3 separate regions of the Homo sapiens genome follow, and all the other regions are linked to region 3. Evidence: chromatin loops called from intact Hi-C (ENCODE). Cell type or tissue: endothelial cell of umbilical vein. All regions are shown on one strand.

The links. Hi-C counts contacts between places; a loop is a spot of excess contacts. Peaks named below come from ENCODE experiments on the same cell type or tissue, not always from the same donor. Only the 100,000 strongest peaks of a DNase experiment are listed, where the experiment ranks them.
Region 1: it touches region 3 in a loop (6-fold over the local background); 4 of 110 quality-filtered maps call a loop at or near these places.
Region 2: a loop joins it to region 3, with 7 times the contacts of the local background. A loop is called at or near these places in 6 of 110 quality-filtered maps.

What each region holds. Positions count from the first base shown.
Region 1 is chr7:112,128,264-112,136,263 of GRCh38, reverse strand. All of the region lies in intron 1 of DOCK4 (dedicator of cytokinesis 4), which reads left to right. Among named protein-coding and RNA genes, the nearest start is that of DOCK4, 74 kb to the left of the region's middle. RefSeq lists an enhancer at 7,783-8,000. In endothelial cell of umbilical vein, no CTCF peak of the experiment used is centred here; DNase peaks (open chromatin) are centred at 3,813, 5,153 and 6,103; H3K27ac peaks cover 1,993 bases.
Region 2 is chr7:111,983,911-111,991,910 of GRCh38, reverse strand. It overlaps DOCK4 (dedicator of cytokinesis 4), which reads left to right. Exons shown (of 53, transcript NM_001363540.2): 6 at 2,748-2,896; 7 at 7,521-7,605. Among named protein-coding and RNA genes, the nearest start is that of DOCK4-AS1, 180 kb to the right of the region's middle. In endothelial cell of umbilical vein, no CTCF peak of the experiment used is centred here; a DNase peak (open chromatin) is centred at 4,380; H3K27ac peaks cover 1,899 bases.
Region 3 is chr7:112,077,146-112,085,145 of GRCh38, reverse strand. The region is part of intron 1 of DOCK4 (dedicator of cytokinesis 4); the gene reads left to right. Among named protein-coding and RNA genes, the nearest start is that of DOCK4, 130 kb to the left of the region's middle. RefSeq lists enhancers at 558-657, 4,582-4,631. In endothelial cell of umbilical vein, no CTCF peak of the experiment used is centred here; DNase peaks (open chromatin) are centred at 445, 3,915 and 4,485; H3K27ac peaks cover 4,585 bases.

The DNA.
Region 1 (8,000 bases), 51 kb before region 3:
TGTTGCTAGTCCTTCATAGTTTCTATGTTTCTTTTGATATTAAAACATATTAGCTATAAAATGAAACCGGTTTCATTCTTTTTGTTTTTATTGTCTTCAGAGCTTTGAAATTTTACAAGCTATTGATTTGGGTTATAAGCCACACTGAGGCCAAAACTTCTGAGAGGGTATTTAATTTTCACTGCATCTTTGGAAATTGGCCCAAATAATTCCCCTTTCAACCCATGGCACTGGTGTATGACACAGGAAAAATCTGATTAGCTCTTGATGGTTGCCAAATACTTGGTTTTCTCAGCTTGGCTGAAGATTTAGATTATCATTTGGGGCAGGTGGCCTGGAATTAGGAAGAATGTGGAAGGAAATCAATAAGGGTTGGTTTCTCTTATTATTTTCTGTTGGCCTTTCAGATATTCCACCAGGAAAGCAACAAAATTCAATTTTTTATCATTAAACTTCGGGGTAATTTGTACTGGTTCAATTTTTTTTTTTTGGTGAGAGGACTGATAACAATTTTATGGAACTCTTGGAAAAAAGAAATAGAAAAAGCTATTGGTTACCTTTTTTTTTTCTTCAAAGTTTCTGGTGTTTGAATTTCTATTCTAGATGGTATTTAATTCCTTGCACAGCAGTCTACAGGCAGCTTAATCAAGGCGGCAGGATAGTCAAGTGGATGTAATACTGAATGCTTGGATTGATGGCTTTCTGTTGATTAAAGGAGATAGATTATATAGCTAATAAGAATTTGCTTTAGGGAATAAAATTTAATAAATAAGTTAGACTATAATTGGGTATTGGAATAAATTTATCATGTCTTATGTAGTCTTTCCATTCAGAAAATATTTTTTTTTCTCAAGTACCTACAGTGTGTATGGTACTGCATCAGGGAAGTATAATGAGAAGAAGTAAGAATAGATAGATGCTTAGTTTTGACAAAAACATAAGACTAAAAAGGTAAAGCGTAAATATATTAATGAAAAGCTATTTATTTCCATGGTTTTAACTATTTTAAAATGACTTAAAATTCAATCTATATTTATCAATAAGCCTTAATCATATTTACTTGAAAAATATACCAACTTTCAATTTAGTAATATAAAAGAATTAAAGAGCCACAATCAGATAATTATGTCTCAGTTAAAACAAATTATGCCTTAAGGCAAAATTAAACTAAGGATTTAGAAATAGTAAATTATACAGAAAGGACTTTATTGATTAAACAAAAAATTGTGGGGTTTTTTTTGGTGTATACATATATATACACACACACACACATATATGTTTTAATGGTGAAATAAATTTTATAGCAATCATAGGTGAATACTGGTTAAGGAAATTACTGAAGTAAATGTGTTTTATTATGATGTATTATTTTTATTCTGAGAAATGGAATATGCCTCATTGAAGCATAGCGTTTTCTTATTAAATAGGATAATGCATTGTGGCACTTTGAAACCCACCTTGATATACTTATAATTTTAGAATCCACTTCCTTATTTTTCTGGTCTTAGATATTTTATTAAGTTTGTTTGTTTCTTTCTTTCTTTATTTGAGATGGAGTCTCGCTCTGTCGCCCAGGCTGGAGTGCAGTGGCGCAATCTCAGCTCACTGCAAGCTCTGCCTTCCGGGTTCACGCCATTCTCCTGCCTCAGCCTCCTGAGTAGCTGGGACTTGCCTGTCACCACACCTAGCTGATTTTTTTTGTATTTTTAGTAGAGACGGCGTTACACCATGTTAGCCCGCATGGTCTCGATCTCCTGACCTTGTGTTCCGCCCGCCTTGGCCTCCCAAAGTGCTGGGATTACAGGCGTGAGCCACCGTGCCCAGCCATTAAGTTTACACTTTTAGAGTTATTTAAAGACATAAGTAAAAACACTTTTTATACCTTCCACAGTTTATTGGGTCAACCTGCCATATTGAAATCAGATGCTTGTGGAAGAGATTGAGATGTATAGGGTTTTTGATGGTTTGGCATAGGGTGTTTACCTCTCGCAAGCTGTTGGTGTCACTGCTGGCTTTCCGAGCCTCAGGGAGGAAGAGTGTTGCTATTGTAGTGAAAGCTCCACCCTGTTTGTTAATCTGTCTTAACTCTATAAATTATGGACTCTGAGACTTAGTCTAATTACAATTGAAACGATTCTGAAGCATTGTAATGCAGTGAAGTATTCAAAGTAATATGAACATTGCATTTACATTTTTCTAAATGTCAAATTGACATCATTCTGGCCTCCTACCATGGCACAAGTTTTACCAAATAATAGCTAATCTGACAACATGTGGTACACTCCAGTATTTTGTTTTCCATTCTATTTCATTCCATCCCACTCCATTCCATTCCAGTCTGTTAAAAAAAAATTATTTCACAAACCATTTGAGGAAGCCTTAATGTGAGATAACTCACAGTTTGAGAAACACTGGTTCACTTAATAACCACCTACCTGTATACAGCACTCTTCCAAAGAAGCAGTCTTTGTCCTTTATAACCGTACATCCAAAGAGCCATTTTATTTTTTAATTTTTAAAATTTTCTATTTACGTATTTTTTTTGAGACAGGGTCTCACTTTGGCACCCAGACTAGAGTTTAGTGGTGCCATCTCGGCTCACTGTAACCTTGACCTCCCAGGTTCAAGCAATCTTCCTGCCTCAGCCCTCAAGTAGCGAGGACTACAGGTGCACGCCACCATGCCCGGCTATTTTAGGAGAGACGGGTGTCACCATGTCCCCCAGGCTAGTCTCAAACTCCTTAGTTCAAGTGATACACCCGCCTCGGCCTGCCAAAGTGCTGGGATTACAGGCATGAGCTGCCATACCTGGGCCAAGCAGCCTTTTTATAGCATACTTTTTTTCATTCAGGCAAAGAGGTGTAAAATCAAAGAGCCTAAATAAAAGATTAAGCAGGAAAGTGTGCTCATTTATATGAAAAAGCTCATAATAAGAACATTTGTGGAGTGGAACAGTAAATTCTCTCTCGATCAGCCCTGGACTCTATTTTGGTTTCTCTCTGGCTAGGAAGAACTATCCCTGCAAAATGTTTCTGCATTTGAAGGTCTCAGAAGCTCCCGCAGGCACCCACATGGCCTCCATCAGTATAGCCTGTCACCTCTCCTCAAAACACTAGAGAGATGCGGTATGACCTGTATCCCTATTCTGGGATTTGGGTTGGAATGAAGACCTAGAAGTCTCAGAAGGACTTCAATATTAGAGAAGTAGAAAATTCTTGTGGAATTTAGAGGCAGTTGGTCATCCTGGAATTTGAGATTCTAAATTTTAAGAGCCCTGAATACCAGTCTCTGGATTCATCCATTTCACTTCTGTCCATTGTCAGTTGAAATTCAGGAGTGACACTTAGAATTCCTGACAAAGAGTAAAGACTGGCCTGTAGGAGCTTCCTTGCTTAATGAATCCTGCAGCGAAAGTGGGTCTGTCAAGCTGTGGGCCAGGTGCCCAAGTAGAAGTTTAAACCAGGAGTAAATTCTGTAAGGCCAGAGAGTATTCTGCCCATCCTTTAATAACCTTTTTGCATGTGTCCCATGTTCCCTCCTACTTTCTGTATTGGATACTTTCAATATCCAATAACCAAGGATATTGAATGGAGGTGAAATAGCAAGACCAAAGGCCTTTCCCCACCTCCCCCCGCCCCTTTTTTCTATTAAAGCATTTGCTTAACTGCCTTGCTTGTGTGTATGCATGCCTGGTCTCTATATAGCTTCCTGTTTTAAGGTCCTTTCAGGGCAGGCATGCCATCAATCTTTGTGTTGTTTCTAGATATCATCTCTGTGTGAATGTTGTTGATGCTATTTTTAACATTGCATCCTTTGTGTGAGCTGCCACAAGGCTGGGATGACCAAATGTCCTGTTTTTATCCCAGATTTTTCCTGGTTAATTTCCACTCTTTTGTTTGTGATACCTAGACATCCTTTTGAGATGGCAAAAGGATTCGTTTCTGCTTCATTAACTGTGATGAACCTAAATTCAAGCAGAACTGTGCCTTTGAAACAGTGTGACTTAAACCTCTTCAGCAATCCCTGTAGTTAAGACTAAGCAACCACAGAGAAAATGTCCTCCGGCTCTAAAGTAGGGGGCCAGTTTACATGGATTTATGAGATCCTATCAAAGTGAGAAGTAACCTTTGTGGCAGTCCACTGTTTTCCTAATGGTCTAAGGGCTGCCAAACTCCCACCCCATGCTCGTTTCATCCTTGCCTTCAATGCAGATATTAATAAATCTGCCCGAAATGAGATTTTTGAAAGCCTTTCAGGCTCACAATGATGATGCTTGTATGAAGGGATCCCTTTTTTCTTCTGTCTGACTTAGTCTTCTGCCTCCAGACCCTGCATATTTTCCCTGTAGGACACTGGCGTCTTTCTAGGGATAGAATTTAAAAGCATCTCCTCCTCCCCCCATACCAATAGTTCAGTTTGAAACCATGAAGTGTGTTACAACCCCACTTTGTGCTTTTCCCTTCCTCCTTTTTTGTGTCATTAGTGTTCATGTCTGTCTCTCCTATTACATCTTTAAGGGCAGAGACTATGCCATATGATTTTTTTTTCTCTTTCTCATTAGCTGACATGATTTTTGGTTCATTATAGGCACCTGATAAATATGTTGTAACAAAAAAAGTGAATAAATAATGTATGTATCACATTTTAGCTGTTTCCTGCATTGTACAATGCATGCATACATTCACTCTATCTTTGATTCATTTAGTCAAAAAACATTTATTGAGAGGTATTGTCTTTGGGGCTGGGGATATGAGGAGAAATAAGACATGGGCACCCTTAAGGAGCCCATGGTTTATTGTATGAGAAAATAGTTGGTTTCCTCTCTCCTTGTCCTATAAAACCAAGGGCAACTAAGTTTCACATACGGGTGAAGGATCTACCCTGGAGTTTTTGTGTTGGCATCCCCGTATCCTGGCTGAATTGCTTGCCTCCTTTTGCCCTTCCCAGGTACACAGGGAATCACATGGCTGCATATACTTGACACTGTAGTCACCATGGAGTGATTTATTAGTTATGGGCCACAGCGCTTTTAAAACAATCTCAAGTGCTGAATGGAGAGCTGATCTCATCTAGTGAGCAGCATGTATCTCATGCTGTGAGTTTTAGATTATTTCAAAGAACAGAAGACCCCTCAAAAACTACAAGAAGCAGGATCACATTTGTTAGTTTTAAGACATATTTATGGCATACGGCCGGCCATTTCCTTTATGTCACGTAGGTTTTCACTATTATCAGCCTCCGTATTTCTATGCCAACTTGACCATTGTGAGAAATGACCCTATTTATTGTCTAAAATACTGGAAGTCAAATGGATTTATTTTTGGTAACTTTTACTGAGGTAATGACTTGACATAAAATAAAGACTCTGTTCCAGAGACTGTGAATTACTGCCCACGCAAATTCAACTTTGCAATGCCATTAATATTTTACTGCCACAGTGAACAAAGTTGTTAAATTTAAGTCAAGAATTATTGGTTCCTTTTGGTAGGACGCGTCTGTATTTTTACTCAGCCTCTGTACATTTTATTTTTCCCCACATTTACTAACTTAAAACATGACCTACGTTTATTTTGAGAGTGTAGACCAGCATTGAGAAGGCACATACTCAGAGCGTATTTTTTTCTGATTCAACCTGCTCTTGAGATTCCTTTATAATTTGTGTATTATTTAGAGTAGTGATTTTGATATCCATCATCACTAGCTTAATTTTACTTGCTTTACATAGAATCCCTGCTTTGCTTAGACAGAAAAAACAACTGACAAAAGCATCACATTATTATACTTATTGGGAGAACCATGACATCTTGTTTATGTTAACTAGCAAAAGACATTCATGTGAGGAAGAGAAATATAATGTAGGCATCTTAAAATATAAAGAGAAGTGTTAAGAGACTCCCTGTCATTGGTGAGCATAGTGGGTGTCTATCTTTGAGCTTTGAGAGTTACCACCTGTCAGATGGCACCAGGGACTTTTTGGACCTGGTACCCACTTCATTCCAGGCTCATATTGGCTCTCCCCAACGGGTACCTGTACTGTCACACAGCCCCCGTCCTCATCCTGTAGTGCTCCAAGACTGGGATGCTGTCCAGGCCTGCAGCTTCCTGGATTGCTCTTTCCTTCCAGGTTTGCCAGGTGACCTCTTACCCAACATTCAAACTCGGCTCAAATTTCCCTGAATGCGGGAAGCCTCCCCTGACCTTTCCAGGCAGAGTTAAAAGTGGCTCCGTGTCTAGATGTGTTCAAGGCCCTGTTCATTTGGATCAGGAATCCCAAGGACTTGTCACTGGGGGAATGGCTTTACTGAAAGCCCAAGATTATGGATATGTTAATGCATTTGCTTCTTCATTTTATCCCACTATAAAAGGTGTGACAGAGGATTGCATTTTGAGTTTGGTGGCATGAGATCTAGTCTCTGTTCTGCTGCTAGGGTGAGTAACTTGGGGGAAATGACAACCCCATAAAAGGAGGAATGTTGTCCTCCTCTGCTGTTTATAGATTTCTACATATGAATGAGCTAAAAAGCTGCTTGGGATCTTTTGTTTTTTCTTTTACTTACATTTGAAATAATTATAATTATAGACTCACAAGAGTCTACTTCCACATGAAGAAATTTTATGTACCCTTCACTCAGCTCCCTTAATGGTGACATCTTATACAGTTATATCAAAACCAATTTATTAAAATTGGTACATTGTTGTTAAGTTAGACTATATGGCTTGTTCAGTTTTAATCATTTTGTACACACACTAATGTGTGTGTGTGTGTAGTTCATTGCAATTTAGTCTCACGTATGGTATATGTAACGACCACAATAATCAGGATACAGAATTGTTCCATCAAACAAAAGATCTTCCCTTATGCTGCCCCTTTATAGGTGTACCCATCCCTCCACTGTTCCCTGGCCACTAATAAATACTTGTTTGTTCTCCATCTCTTTAATTTTGTCATTTCCAGAATGTTATATAAATGGAATTATACTATATATAACCTTTTGAGATAATGCCTTGGGATCCATTCAAGTTGTTATAAATAGTTCACTCCTTTTTATTGCTGAATAGTATCCCATAGTATGCACCAGAGCTTATTTAACCATTCACCCATTGAAGGACATTTGGGTTGTTTGCAGTTTGGGACTGTAAAAATAAAGCTGCTAAGAACATTCATGTACAGATTTTTTTGTGAGCACCTAAGTGTTTACTTCTCTGGGATAAACACCCAAGAGTGTAGCTATTAGGTTATGTAAGTGCATGTTTAGTTTTATAAGCAACACCCAACCTGCTTTCCGCAGTGACTATCTATTCTACATTTTCACCAGCAGTATATGAGAGGGATCAGTTTTTTTTAATTTTTTATTGATCATTCTTGGGTGTTTCTCGCAGAGGGGGATTTGGCAGGGTCATAGGACAATAGTGGAGGGAAGGTCAGCAGATAAACAAGTGAACAAAGGTCTCTGGTTTTCCCAGGCAGAGGACCCTGCGGCCTTCCGCAGTGTTTGTGTCCCTGGGTACTTGAGATTAGGGAGTGGTGATGACTCTTAACGAGCATGCTGCCTTCAAGCATCTGTTTAACAAAGCACATCTTGCACCGCCCTTAATCCATTTAACCCTGAGTGGACAGAGGACATGTTTCAGAGAGCACAGGGTTGGGGGTAAGGTCACAGATAACAGGATCCCAAGGCAGAAGAATTTCTCTTAGTACAGAACAAAATGAAGTCTCCCATGTCTACTTCTTTCTACACAGACACGGCAACCATCCGATTTCTCAATCTTTTCCCCACCTTTCCCCCCTTTCTATTCCACAAAGCCGCCATTGTCATCCTGGCCCGTTCTCAATGAGCTGTTGGGCACACCTCCCAGACGGGGTGGTGGCCTGGCAGAGGGGCTCCTCACTTCCCAGTAGGGGCGGCCGGGCAGAGGCGCCCCTCACCTCCCGGACGGGGCGGCTGGCCGGGCAGGGGGCTGACCCCCCCCACCTCCCTCCCGGACGGGGCGGCTGGCCG
Region 2 (8,000 bases), 93 kb after region 3:
TGGCTCACTGCAAGCTCCGCCTTCTGGGTTCACGCCATTCTCCTGCCTCAGCCTCCCGAGTAGCTGGGACTACAGCTACCACCATCACGCCTGGCTAATTTTTTTGTATTTTTAGTAGAGACGGGGTTTCACTGTGTTAGCCAGGATGGTCTCGATCTCCTGACCTCATGATCCGCCCACTTCGGCCTCCCAAAGTGCTGGGATTACAGGCATGAGCCACCTCGCCCAGCGCCAGGCACTTTTTATTCTTGAATCTTATCAATGATAATTTACCTAGGGTCTCATGCTGAAGCCTGAATCTAAATCTAAGTCTGCTGCTGCCAAAACCTGTACTGTTTTCATTTTAAGGCAAATAAAAGCTCATCGCTTTCTAAAACACTAAAATACTCTCAATTAACTTTTGCTGTTTTTTTATGTTTCCAGAATCTCTTGATATTGTTTTATTCCAAGTGTTTAATATTGTACCCTAACTGTTTTCATTTAGCATTAAATCAAAAGCATTTTTCATATATCTGAATAGCCTTCATAACTATCCAGTGTTTAAAGAATCATGATTTTATGACCAGATGTTCAGTTTTAGAACTTTTTCTTACACTAGTAGAGTAGGTTTGCTGGCCAGGCCTGCAGTATGTCAGCATTCTTGCCACACCTGGGTTTTCTTCCCTTAATGGAGAGCTGACCAACTGATTTTCAGCTTTATAAGGGATCCTGCAACCTTTTCTTATTAGTGTTCTCTTAAACTTAAGTACTAGAGATGACATCACAGAAAATCAAGTCCATCCTACTAAACAACTACAGAACGCCTTTCCCAAGAGCAGGCAGGTGACTTTCTCCCTGTGACAATCAGTTCAAAAAGGCGCTGTGTCTCTTCTTTGCTACATGAGATTTGACTTGTTTAATAACTTGCTTATATAATTTTATTGACTTGGGTGGACTTTTCCTTCCTACACTGACTTCCTCAAGTGTTTGTATCGCCTGTACAGAATCTACCTCTTGAGATCCACAAAAATTAACATGTGTAAATCAAGCTATTCATTCATGCATTCTCCGGCTGTTAGGGATACACAGGCAGACAGCCATGTGATTGGGCACTTACAGCCACAGGGAGGACATGGACATTGAGCAGTTAATTACAAGAGTATTGTGTTACAGTGGCCTTGTAATGGCTTGTATGGGAGTGTATAACATGAGTTAAGAGTGAGAAGCAATAGAAGAATGGGCTCAATAGAGTGCCTTCGGAGTTGAGAGAGAAGCAAGATGATTTATATTGAGGAGGATCAGGGATGGCATCCTGGAGAATGCTTTTTGTTCCTCTGGCAAATTTGTCTGACCTGCACATCATGTGAAAAATTCAAGACACCAAGTACCGAAAAAGCAGATAACACGTCACTACTTTTTAAAATAAAAAATACGTGATGACAGAATGTCTTTACCCATCACCCAGAATTTGATATTTCTGGCAGCTTACAGCTGTAGAAGACTTTAGATGGATGATAACCTCAGTACTTTCATATCACTACTCATGAGGTCCACTCATAATTTTTGTAGAAAGTAAAAGCATAGCTGCTGGTTAAGAAAGACAAAGGGTAAAGACTTAGATAAGATTTACTCTATTGTCTCTGGGGTAAGGGATATATATTTTGGTTTTGGGGAAGAAACAGTATTTGTAGAGGGCTCATTCTGGACCAAGCCCAAAGCAATAACAGTACTCTAGTACTAATAACAGCTAATACTTACATATTTTTTCTGGGCCAGGCATCATTCTCAGAGTTTTAATAACTCATTAATCCTCACAACAACCCTGAGAAGTAGGTACTATAATACCCGTTTTACAGATGAAAAAAACAAGCACAAAAATGTTAATGAATTGTCAAAGCTTTTTCAGCCAGTAAATGGCAAAACTGAAATTCAGATTGAAGTTGTTTGGCTCTAAATAAGTTGGTATTCTCTGCCACTGTGCTGTAGTGCTCTCTGCACAGTTGCTACCACTAATCCATAAAACAGCCTTGCAGAAAGAATGTGCTGCCCATGTACAGATGACAAAATTGGTACTTAAAGTCTGTACCACTAGTAAGTGACAAAACCAGGATTTTAACTTGTCTTCTTTCCAGTAAACCACAGAGCTTAAATGAATTCCACAGGAGATTATCTTGAATCTCCATGATTGTTTTAAAAGTAAGGAAGAAAGCATTACCTTTTTAAAAGTCTAAATACTGGCCCGATAATAGCAGTGCATATCCATCAATGAATGAATTTTGTGCCCAACTTCTGATAGGGGATCCAATAAAGTATTGAGACCAATGTGCAAGAAATATAATTGGAAAGCAATGTCTTCCATTTCATCAGCTTTAGTTGCATGCAGCCATGGCACAGAGAAGGGAGAAAAGAATGTGAGCAAAAGTGATCAGGGAAGATTTCCTGATGGAGGTGGAAGTCAAGCCGAGTCTTCTTGGATAGTAGCATTTGAGTAGTGTTTAAAAAATAAATAAATAAAAGGAGCACGTGAGAAGTAAAGTTGCATTTCTGGACATGAGAGCAGTGTTGTGAAACTTAGATGAAGCATATAGAGAAGGCAGCGAGTGTGTTTGAGGATAGTGAGCGAACAGTTTGTCTGTTCACGGACATCTGTCCAGAGTGGCAAGCACATAGTGGGTAACCAGAATGGGCCTCTTCCCTTTCCTTTTTGGTTACCCCACAACTCAGTATAGGTACTGACTGCCAAATCTCCACATTTGTATATTTCTTAGCGTAATGAAGGCGATCTCTTCCACCGGCTGTGGCACATCATGAATGAAATCCTGGACCTGAGGCGGCAGGTGCTGGTGGGCCACCTCACCCACGACCGGATGAAGGACGTGAAGCGCCACATTACTGCCCGGCTTGACTGGGGCAATGAGTGAGTATTGAGCATCACAGGGCGGCCTCTAGTAGGTGAACACAATGGAAGTGACATAGGCCTGAGCCAGAACGTGGTAATGTCACTGGAAGCAATCCTATGGGCTTTTTCATGTTTCCTGTTTTTGGAGGCTTAGTGCGAACTGGCATTGATAGAGCCGAGAACCATTTCTTCTCAAGCTGGTGTAGGCACTGAAATGTCGTTTGTTGTCTAGTATCGTATGTGGCTTGATGGTGTGGACATGCTCATGGAAAATGAAATGTTCACAGCAATGAACTAGATGTGGCGTCTGACTAAAATGGATCTTGTTCTCAAATAGGCTTTAGGTTTGGCATGTGGATTTGCTTTTAAAATATATCTTTTCCATGTCATGGTAATAGGTCACCAGTGTAATCCGGAGGGAGACACTAATGTTAACAGCTTCTGTGAAAAGTCTTATGACAGGTGCACTGGTGGGGCCTTTTATTATTGCTGTGATTAGTCCTGTACATACACATTAGCTACTTTGAGGAGCTGCTTGAGAGAACTCAGTAAAAAGCTGTTCTTGACCGAGATTTATTTTTAAACAAAACCATAAGTGACTAATTTAAAATACCAGCCAGGTACTAAAATGGTAAATCTAATCACTGAAAGCTCTGACCGAGGCTGATATTTTACTAAACGTGAATATTAACATAGAAGTGAGAAATTAGAATAAGCCACCTTTGACTGAGACCCTAGGGTTGCGTGAGGTTTAGGTTTAAAGCAGTGACATGGTTCCTTAATAACCCACATGGCCCTATCCTCCCTTCCTTTCCTTTCTCCAAATCCCCATTTGCTATTTGGACCTTCAGAGGATCTTAGGGCAACAGAAAAAAAAGGAAAGCAGACAGAAATGAAGAAAATGACAGGAAGTGAACCATGGGTAAATTTGCCTCTTACTGAATGTGGAAAAACCAATTTGAAGCAGAATGCCACTTCCCATTACCATAGGAAATCACTTTGTCAGAAGCCAGGTTTGATTCTTCCCAAGATGTTGCACACTCTGAATGTGAATACCCAGACCTACTAACAGATTTTTAAACCTCCATCTCACTCAGAGGACTTCCGGTATTTTGTTGAATAGGATGTGCCATTCATCTTTTTACAGACAATGAATAGAAGAGCCCAATTCATTTATCTCTAGAAGATTCATTCCTGTGAGAAATAAAACAGGTACAAATGTGGAGGGGCAGCAAGAGCACAGGACTGGGAGCTCTGCTTTCTTAGGACCTGAAGCAAATTCCTTAACCCTCTTCATGTCAGTTCCTCATCTGTTGAAGGAGGAAGTTGAACTAGAAAAAGCACAAGGGCGCTTTCAGCTCCAGGATGACATTTAAAACACACAGCACCTCCTAACAGATTAGACTTGCCAGCCATTTACAGGGAACTTCCTATCCTGCCGTGGGAATGAATTTCACAGGAGATTATCTCGAATCTCCATTATTGTGGAGTGGGAGGGGTCCGTTGGAGCGAAACCTATGCTGCCTAATATTTATTTCTTTATTGTTTTGAAAAACCTTTGAGGACTCTGAATTATTTTGGGTCTTAGTCATTATGCTGGTCCTCATTTAAAGGACTAGTTTGTAAATAGGAAGAAAGTTGGAGGAAGTTAGCTTATCCAAAATAACACAGGAATGTAGATCAGGCAAGAAAATGATACTTCTTCAGTTTTATGAAAGAAAATGATGGCAGAATGAAAAGGGGAAGGAAGGAAAAACATTAATTATGACTGAATCATGACTCAGTTTTTGACTTACGTAAGTTCTGGCTTGTACTTTGGGCAGTTCTGTGGCTAATTTATGATAAGTTGGTAAAACATTGATGCATGAAAATGAGCAGTATAATTTATTTAGATCATCTTCAACTTCATGAATTTTCTGAGCTATGATTCCGTTTTCTTTGAAATTCTTTGACTGTTTATTTTAAAATAACTTACAGTACAGAGATTATGAATTTACCTTATTCCTTTAAGTATACATTTGTTTTCTTATTGAATAGTGCTCATGGAAAGCAAATTAAGATAATCTCTTGCCTATTAAACCAGATGAAATTGTCCTGCAAAATAAGCTGCCAGCACATAAATCTCTGGATGAACATAAATTAAGAATGTGTTCCATCTCACGTTGTATATCAAACTGTTGAAGAGTAGTGAAGAGAAGCCCTCTTGATGTGGGAAGCTTAGGAAGAAGAGATCATTAATCTCATTTCCTAACAGGGCCAGCAAAAGAATTGTTCTTGCCTGGGAACCTCAGACAGCACTAAAATAATGGTACATGTTTCTGTTGCCCATACAGTCCTACAACACGATGTTCTTTGACTTTTCTGCTAATACTATGTGGGAGGAGGCAATCAGTTAATCCTTTCTTCTTGGTGTCACAGAGTAGTTTAGTGACTGAGTTGATAGAAAACATGACGCTCTCCCTGTGTGATCTCCTCTCATCCTCTCTCTTCCCTACTTGCCTCATTTCTCCTTATTCTTTGTAAGGCACTTCCTTGATTCTACTCTGTGGGCTAGGAAACCTCAAACCATGGGAAGATGTACCTAGGAATTAACAAAACCAAATAGAAATAAATAAGACTCTTCACATAACCAGGACGCCAGGAAGCTAACAGAAGCTGAACAATCAAGACTATGGGAGAAAAAGGCTTGTAGATTACAGGTTTCTGAGGCTGCAGAATTTCTGCACTCATTCTGCAGCCATGTAGGTCACCTGTCTTCACGTATCTTATCTTCCTCCTGCATGTGACTGATGTCTGAATTTCCAAGTTCAGATTCTCAAGGAAGGAATCTTATTGACAGCCAATGTCTAATATTCCTGTTTGGGCTGAGCATTTTATACCAGCCTCTCATAAGCTGCTGGCCAGTCTTTGGGTTATTTGTCCTTAGGTCAGGTGCTTACCCATGGTACAATCAGGTGTGGCTCAGGAAGGGGAGATGGTCAGATGACTACCTTGTCTGCCACCACCACTCCCAGCAGAGAAAGTGGATAGAGCAGCTTCTCATAGAAGGAGCTATGAGTAAGACAAGTATCACAGTGGTTATATGCCCTCTTTCATTTGCTAAATGATCTTCATCAGCAATATTGACCCAGTGTCAGATGCTGACTTACACTGTAGTACGGTGGTTCTCTTTCAGAAGGGAATGGAGAATGGAAAACAGACCCTATCAGAATCCCTGGTGAGATGTAGCAAGGGGGAACATGGACATTTTGAAAACAAATCACAGTGTTTATTGTGAGTTAAAAATTCAACTAACATTAAATAATGGGTGTGTGAATTTTTTTCTAGGTTTCCCAAAGAGAAACATCATTTAGGAAAATTGAGAAACTGTTTTACTATCTGAAAGACAGCTCCTACTGTCAAGGAGGTGACAGCTTTCTAATCTTCTTAAGAACAAATAGCCCTCAGGGTGGCTGGGGCAGTGCCTGGCTTGAAGTAGGTGCTGAATTAATAAATTTTACTTATGAAACCTTAATGAGATTTTGGGGGAGGGCATGGAAGAATTTCAGATTTTTTTAAAATACGAAAGTAAGAAAGCTGTGGTTCTATAATTGGAAGTGTGATGCCAGAAGCCTTCTGTGTTAGAAAGAGTGGTGATGTGAAAAGGATTTAGAACAAGTGATCCTCAGAGAACTGAGCATTCGGCCTTGGATGTGGTGGTTGAGGGGGCTCTGCTAGAGAAGAGGGTATCATCTCGGCCTTGATCGATAGGGCATTACACAGGCGTTGTGTAGCCTTTGAGATGATCATGGAGGGTTAAGGAGATGAACAGAACTGTGTGGCATTGGTGTCAGCATTGTACCGTGGGTGCCCTGGAGGGGATCATGCTAGGAAGGTCGCTAGAGGGAAGCTAACCAGAATAGAGTTAGACTCGTGTTCCTCTGTTGATGGGAAGACATCACAAGTCAGTTACCATACTTGATACCTCTGAGGCTGGATATAACCTTAGAATACTTCTCAGCACAGCAAGCCACATGTCAGCCACAATGAAATCTGACATAAAGGGTTAAACTATTCTGCCAGCCCAGGCCCAAAACTCTTCCCCCATTTCCATTTCCTGCCTTTACTGAGTTTCTCCTAACGACTGACCTCAGAATTTGCTGTAAATAAGGACCATGCACAAGTTGCCAGAGATTCATATAAGAAACATGTTGACTCTGGGCACAGCTAGGTATACTGGTGCTAGGTCAAATTCTAAAGACCAAATTTCCTTCCCCTCAACTCCAATTTCTAGAACCAAATGATGTCTAGCTCTAGTTTCCATTCACTCCAGTGTGGAAGGCCTTCTCGTGATAATTTGAAGGGCGCTGAAGGCTCCACACCATGTGGTGCTAAGGCCCCCAGTGGCAGGAGCACTCCACTGAGAGTGCCAACCCATCCCTCCTGGATTTGCTTGTCTTTCTCACCTTCTATGTTTTAAGTTTTGCCCAGTGTCCAGCGGAGTTATATTGTCTACCCCAACTGTGGTAACAAGTCATACAAGGTGAGAGAAGCATGGTGGGTGATATACCTAATTTCCAAGTGATATAGTAAAAAACCAATTGTTTTTAACATATTTCATGGAGGTAACTTTTCCCCCAAACTTTTGCAATTTGTTTTCTAGACAACTGGGACTGGACCTGGTGCCTAGGAAAGAGTACGCAATGGTGGATCCGGAAGACATCAGCATTACTGAGCTCTACCGATTGGTAGGTACAGGAAATCTTGGCTTCCAGTCTTCCTGCTAATTTTCTGGTTTCCATGGCACTCCTCATACTTGCTTGATTTTGTAAGAACAGGATGTTCCAGGATTAATTTAGAGAGAGTAAAAAGACTTGAGAGCTGAGGTGACCATGCCCTCAGTACAGTACTGAGACACTACCTGTCTAAGAATAACATGATACTCTCCAGTGGGCCCTCAACGCCCAGGCACCAGGAAGTCAATACAAAGATGTTTTCAGTTCTTTTGCAAATCTTTCTACTTTTTGTCTAGTGTAGTGAAATGCTTACAAGTCACGCATACTTATCTGTTGTGTTTGAGGACCATGCTGTAACTAATGGGTGTTTCGTCTTGGCTCAGCAGCATGTTAACCCTCCTCCTGCC
Region 3 (8,000 bases):
ATTTTGAGGAGAAAAGATTAGAAGATGGCTTTGTGATATGATCTGTGTGGCAGTTTCTGATGTTGAAGTGAATATACTAGAACAATTTTCTCATAGAATGGGATATAGTAAGAGCACTGTTCTGAAGTCAGACAGCCCTCGCTCCAAATTCCTGCTTGACCACTTCCAAGCCATACAACTTGGCCAAGTAACTTATGTTCTGTATGTTTTAGTTTTTTCATTTTCTAAAGTACACATACATGGTAATAATACCTTCCTTTTGGAATAGTTGTGTGGTTAACTTGAAGTGATAATGGTGAAAACACCCAGCAGAAAGCCGGTCACACGGGAAGTGCCTTGTAATGGTAGCATAACAATGGTAACAAGTCATGTCACTGTGATTTGGCATTAAATCTGGATATCTGTTACTTCACTCTGTACAAACATGAAGGGAGATTTTCTAAGAAAACAAGGATTTTCTTTCGTTTTCATTATGCATGTCTTGAAATTTCCTGCATTGCTCTATTTGTGGGAACTGAAACATTTTCTCAGCCCAAGCATCATGTGACTGTTTCTTATTGCTAGTCAGCAGCATGAAACCTCAGATGAAAGTATATTAACTGAGGGTCTGGTAGAACTGTTCAGCAAAGCTAAGCAGACTTTATTTAAAGAAAATGCTCATTCCCTTTTGCTGGACACACAACTTCTAAGATCCATGTATCATGCTGCTAAGTAGTGGCTTTGGGATGCTCTCTGTATAAATGAAATTTTCTAGTCAGCTGAAATTCAAACACTAAACATTCAAATATTTTAGTAGCTGCTGATATAAATTGTACTGAAATGTAATGGTTTTAAGCGGAAGCAATTTAAACATCTTTTCACTTTTTCTTTATGATTGCATCAGTCAGCTGTTGCTCCATAAAAATCAATTCCACAACTCAGTGGCTTAAACTAATTTTCATTCATTCTCACTCTCTGTGATAGAGATTGGCTGGGCATGTTCTGGGCCAGGCCTGACGGCATGACTCTACTTCATGCTGCAGGCCTGTCTGGGTTTAGGTCCTCACTGTGGATTAAGCTTAGGTCTGTTCCAGAAATGTTTATTTTGAGGGCCCAGTCTGAAGGAAGCAAACCAGCGAAGCTATTCCTATGGTCGTGGTAGGAGTACAAGAGTGTTAGCCCAACTGTGCAAGCGCACTTCAGCTGTCAACTGGAATCACATCTGATTCCATTCCGTTGGTCAAAGTAAGTCAATCACTAAGCCTAACAGCAGAGCAGGGAAGTATACTTATTCCATGAGGTGGTTAGGGAAAAGTGATTATTTGCCAAATACCAATCTAATTTACCGTACTAAACTAAGCCTTTGGTATGATCCTCTAACAAGGTTCCATACTATATGTAGTTATTATTCATATCTTTAATATCCCTGCCATCAGTTCTGACTTTTCATCTTGTTCATTCTGTGCCACGGAAAACCATGTCTTTTAAAAATTGTGTTCAGGTAAAGATAAATTCTACATGAAGATTTTAAGGCCTTCTGGGGAGTGAAGCTTTGTTTTCATAGCTATTTTGGATGTTTGGTGGCCTTTTATTTTATTTTATTTTATTTACCTTAATCATTTTGTTCCAAAAAGAATTAGAGATGTTGCCAGAAATTTGACTTCTGGGTATGAGGGGTTAAGCTCAACATGTAAAGATAAAAACTTCTAGGAAACAGAGGTTAATTCATTATGTTATAGTAACTGGGTCATACGTTATACTATTAATTCTATATTTTATATTCTAATCTTATATCTATAACCAACTCACAGAACAACTAGGGGAAAATTACCTAATCTCTAGGTACTTTTATGTAAAACCAATGGAGATGATAGATGTGAGAGCCTGAGGCAATTGTGATGGTATTCACATATCAAATAAAATTATTTTCAACTATGTTAAGATCATATTAATAAAAAATTCTACTGATTCCTAATTCATAATTAATCTGCCTAAACTACATTGAAATTTACTTTACCTTAGTGCAATTTATGGATAAAGGGATTATTTATAAAATTTATGTTGTGAACCCTCTGAAAAGAAGTACATTATTAAAATTAGAATATTTATTTGGGGCTACAATTAATGCTAATTATAATTAGTGCTAATTTCAAGTGTGCTTAATCTATTCAAAAAGTAGACCCAGTGGACTTTAAATTGACCATCTCCATAATACATTAAAAGTAATAAAGTGGTTTTTATTTAAATACATTCTAGAATAAATGATACTTTAATTTAAAATTTATTTCTAGCTAAGTCATATGGGTAGGATTTTACCAAGTTTAAAAAATTATATATTTTTCAGATACATGAATAGCACTACCAATCTCAGTTGTTTCTGATATAAAATGTCTCAGCAAGTACTGTGGTGATTAGTATTTCTCTCTCCTTTCTCTTTTTCTATATAGTAAACTATAAGCCTTAAATCGTTAAGTGTAATGTAATCTGAGGAGAGAGAGTGAGTTGACTACTATCCATAAATACCTCTACATCTCCTTTAGTCGAGGGTTTAATATTAACAATACATTCTCTGTAGGCTTTTCCGGTTTCTTACAGGAAGAGAAAAATAATTTTGTAGCGAACAACAATTACGAAATTTATTTGATTTGCTGGGAAATCCCAGCGTGCCTATGGGTTGCCAATCCTATTATCCCCCAGTAAAGGAGTAGGGAAGGTAGATTTTGTACCACAGCAACCACCCCCGCTATTTCTAGCCATTCTTCCTTTTTTTCTCTGGCTTTCCTGTGAAATTACCAACTTCCTACCTGGCTTGCTGCTAATTGTTCAGACCCACAAATGGGGGCATGGTGATGGCTGTTGTTTCCTCTACTGACATTACAATAATGTATGAGACTCTCAGGGTTAACTGTGTATTTGAGATTTCACTAAGCATGATTGCATTAACATAGATTTCCTCTCCAGTCATGACACAAATTTTTAAAAAGTTTTTCAGGTTCAATATTTCATTACTACTGTTCCCTCTGCATCTACCCTTCCTACCATTTACTATGTGTCTATTCCATGACAGGTGCGGAGCTAAGAACTCTACATGTATAATGTCATGTAATTCCCCACGCCTCTCCAGCGTAGGTACTCTGATGACATCCATTTGTCACATGAGTATTCTGAGGCTGGGAGAACCTTCAGTGACTTGCCCAATTTGTCACAGAGCTGGTAAGAGGCAGAGCAGGGCCCCAACCCAAGTCTGTCTCTGGACTCATGAGCACTAGGAGATCTTGCGCATTACTCTGTGATCTTCCTCTTTTGGTCTTCACATTTTATACTGTGATACCTTAGATAGTTTTCCCTCTTTTTATTCTTGAGCCCCAGATCCAATTTACCATCTTTCTTTTTGACCCCTTCAAGAGAACAGCTACAAATAAATTATTTAATTTAATCAGCATTTATTAAACATCAGCTGTGTGTGGAGTATTGACGGGCACTGGAACTACCAAGATTTGTTTATTTTTCTGTCTACAAAACATTTGAGATAACTGACAAAGTACGTAAAATAAGAAAGGGATAAAAATAAGTTGCAAGACCTTTAAGACATAGTGACTTTCCTCCTGGGATCTTTCTAGAAGAATCCCACTTGAGAGTGGTTCTTCATGTTCTTGTTTTGTCTCCTTGACCTGCTCTGTGGGACATAATGAGTGTTCATCTGCACTTTTCGTGTCAGGCTTCCCTCAAGGACTCTGTCCTCACCCTGAGTCTGGGATGAAAGCCACCCTGATTTGTGACTGTAATAACCAGCTTCTCCTAAAAAGTTGGTGGTGTTAGGGATATCTTCACATGGATTGTCTTGTTTCCATGTGAAATAGTGTCTTAGAGCCCTGAGAAGTAGCTGTCATGTGGAAACGGAGTCATGCTTGCCTGCATTCTGTGTGTCTCCTCCAAACCTCACTACTTCCTTGAATTGCCCACAGGATTCGCATTCCTGTCTGACTGCGGGTTCCTTCTTCCTGTTTCGATTCTTTTTTCATGGGCTTTTTGCACCACTACCCGCCTTCCTGTCTCAGTATTTTTGTTGCTGGCTCATCCTTCTTGTCTTCTCAGATGTCAGCCTCCTATCCGTGGCCTGTGGGCTACTTGGCGGACCCTCTAGAAATGTACCTCGACAGTTGTTCATGTCTTTTAACAATTTCTTTTATATTGTTGAGCAGATGGAACAATTATTTAAGTCTATTTTCATTCCTCATACCCCACAAATCTACACAAGTGTTTAGTGACATAAGTGTAAATATTATTGAAACATCAAAATATCTTGCTGTCTGCATCCAGTTGCTAGTTCACAGCATTCAGGTGACAGTGGCTGTATTTGTAGAGCCTGAGGAAAATGACATAAGATGTTTTCTTTGACAGTGGTTGTCTTACGTATTTGGATATACCCATTGTGTAAATATGCGTTGAACGAAGGAGCTGTGTCATCCACATCTAACAGAGGTGAAAACAAAAGTCTACCATAAGGTCTGTCTGCCTTTAGCCAAATGGGAAGTGATGTTTCTGCACATTGTCACAAGTGCGTAGCCAACCATAACCTCTTCTTGAGCAACTTAAGCTGGCACAGGAAATCTGAGACATGACTAAATGACGTGTCAGGAAAGAAGAATTTCTGAAATGTTGTTTAAACAAAAACTGGCAGATATGTAACATTTCTCTATCAATGCAAGAAATCATCCTACATGAAAAAGGAAGCTCAAAATTTTGTTTATGTAAAAACTTTTTTAAATTACTTGAGTTTTGTTAACATTTATCCTTTTACATAGGGTTGCTAAAGTTAGCGAATAAATTATAGGATACCCAGTTAAAATTTAATTTCAGGTAAACAACAAATAGATTTTTAGTATAAGTAGGTCCCATGAAATGTTTATGACATATATATACTAAAAACTCATTCATTATTTAATCTAAAATTTATATTTAGCTTGGCATCCTATATTTTGTCTGGCAACCCTCCTTTTAAGAAAATCTAATAATCCATATTTACCTGATAGGTAAATTAGAATACTGATTCTTTTTTGAATGAAAATAATGTATTTTTTTAAATTTTTCTAACTTTAGTTCCTCTAATAGAAATTAATTTAGATAACTAAGGAACCATAGGAATTTAAAAGCTGACCTATCAGAAATAACTTCAGCTATATTACATTAAAAATGAAGAGATGGAATCTGAAATAGGAAAGTAAGATTTATACCCATTATTCAGCCAAAATCTGTTTTTCTTTAACTTCTACCCATTGTTCCTAAGTCTGCCCTCTGGGGGCTGTAGAAAATAATGAAGATGATGTTATTAATGATAACCAGTGCTTGCTGTAACCAGTTATGTGCATTATTTTATTGGATTTAATTTGTTTACTCTTTATAACAGCATGTGAGGGAGGTGCTTTTCTGATTTCCATTCTACAAAATAAGAAACTAAAGCACAGAGTAGTTGATTAGCTTAACCATAACCACATCTCTTTGTCAACTCTTAAAGTACCAGAGCTTTCATAGTTTTAAAGTTCCCAATTCCTTCTACCATTTCTTTTAGTACAGGGTCTCTAGACCCTTTCCTGTCCTCATTCAACTCTCAGCTTGTTGTGGCTTGTCAGTGCCCTGAAATATGTTATGGCCAAAATTTAAAAGTATACTTCATAGATCATATAATTTACAAGTAGAGTACAGCAGGATTTTTAATGGCCTTGGTACTAAAGTTATATTGCCAATAGTGACCCATGGATTAGCTGAGTTTTGTTTCGTTCTAGTTTTTGAATGGGGAATGTACTTTTACATAATACAGTTGGCTCAGGTTGACCTTTTAGTCAGGTGAAACTTCCAGGTTCTTATCTGTACTAAATGCAGGTAAGCAAAGTCTCCCTCAATTTCCACATGCACAGTTTGCTTTTTTAAACAGATGTGCAGGAATTCACTTGTATTTGTATAACTTTTAGAAATTGTCTCATTTTACCTTATTCTTCCTGCCTGCTATCATTCTTACATATTTATTTTTGTTTGTTTGTGTGAGACAGAGTCTCGCTCTGTTGCCCAGGCTGAAGTGCAGTGGCACAATCTCAGCTCACTGCAATCTTTGCCCCCTAGGTTAAAACGATTCTCTTGCCTCAGTTTCCCGAGTAGCTGGGATTACAGGCGCATGCCACCATACCCGGCTAATTTTTTGTATTTTTAGTAGAGACGGAGTTTTGCCATGTTACCCAGACTGGTCTCGAACTCCTGGCCTCATGTGATCCACCTGCCTCGACCTCCCAAATTGCTAGGATTACAGGTGTGAGCCACCGCACCCGGCCGTATTTTATATTTCTTTATAATATATCAAAAAGGCAGTACTGGTCTATGTTTGGAGCAGAGACCCAGACTCTGCAGGAGATACGTGTATAAGTGAGTGAGCTCCCTCCTGTTTCTCATCTCCAGACGTTCCTATGCCTCTGCTTTCTTCCCAGTTGGCTTGAGTAGATGTCCAAGGGATTGACATCAGCATGTCTATATTGTTTGACCATTTCAGCTTTGGGGAAGAAGGTTGGAGCTGTGTTACAACATTTCTCTCCCTTAAACTCGACAAACTCTTAAATCACCTTCCTTTGATATTCCACAGTGATCCTGCCTAGTTAAATATTTTTTTTCCTAAATCGTCTCTCTATGTGCCATGCCTGTAGCTGTAGCTTTGGTAAAGTTTGTTTCCAAAATAATAAGACTTATAATACCTTGTTCTTGGTAATCAAGAGAGTTAATAATAGGAAAAAGTATTTACCTGGGGGAATTGTAAACCATTTGTATTTCATATAAAAAATGACAGCTCTAGTTGTCTTGGACGTAGCTGGGAGCAGAATGTATTGAGAGAAATGGGGTAGAGTGTAGTGAGACAAAAGAGGCTTCTTTGTGTTTGTTTTCAAGGAAAGCTCAGATTTAGATGTAAACTAATTAAGCATCTTCTAACATTTAAAAAAACATGAGAGATAAAATCTTATTCATGCACCTGATAGTTCTAAAATTTTATGAGAAATTTGATGAATTTATGTATATTGAATTGATTCATGTATCAGTATACCATTTAGTAGAGAACAATTTTCTGTATTTTCATCATTATCAATAATTAGTGTAATTAATATCTATGCCAATACATTTAATAAATATAATAGAATTTTACTCACTTAGGCTTGTATTTCTAATAAATACAAAACACAAAGTGATCAACACTTATTATTCTCTTTCTGGGACCGCTTTGATGTGTCTTAGCTACCTTTTATACATTAAATTTATTATATTTTTAGCAAACCTATTAACTGATAAGTTTACTGATTATAATTTTTATTAGAATGAATAACATTTTATAAAAATTTGAGAGCATTATTCAGAAAATTACAAGTGCTGTATTATCCAGTGCTTTCTAGCATCAACATTCAGCCTAGAATATTGCCATGATACTGTATTTAAATAACTGGCATGTTAAAAAACACACACACGCACATATTAATAAATCATAGGTGCTCTGTGAAGGTAATCTATTACACACTATGGTTTAAAACATGATTTTATAATGCATGATACCACAACTCACTTTGGAATGCGTATGAATGATGTATTAGTGACTTTTTCTAAATACGTATTCCATCACTCTTAAGCACACTGTAGAAATGATGCGTAATTTTGTTTTATAAATAATATATCTTTAAAAGACGTTAGTTTCTATAAATATTTAAAATATTTTTGTAGTATAAAAAGTATAAAATGAAAAATGTTCTAAATTGGGTTTCATTTTATATGATGTCTTTCCCATAGTAGTTAATGTAAATACTATTCTATTTTTGTCTTTAATGTTCAGAAGGAGCCCAGCTATGTTGTGTTTTTTGCTAGTATGATGTTGGGCTAACTTTTATAGCATTTTTCCTTTTTGGATAACTTAATTTACCACGTAATTGTCCATGCTGGGGTGGAGCAAAGATTTATCCAAAAGGTTACTTTTATTAGAAAAGTGTACTGCTTTAGGG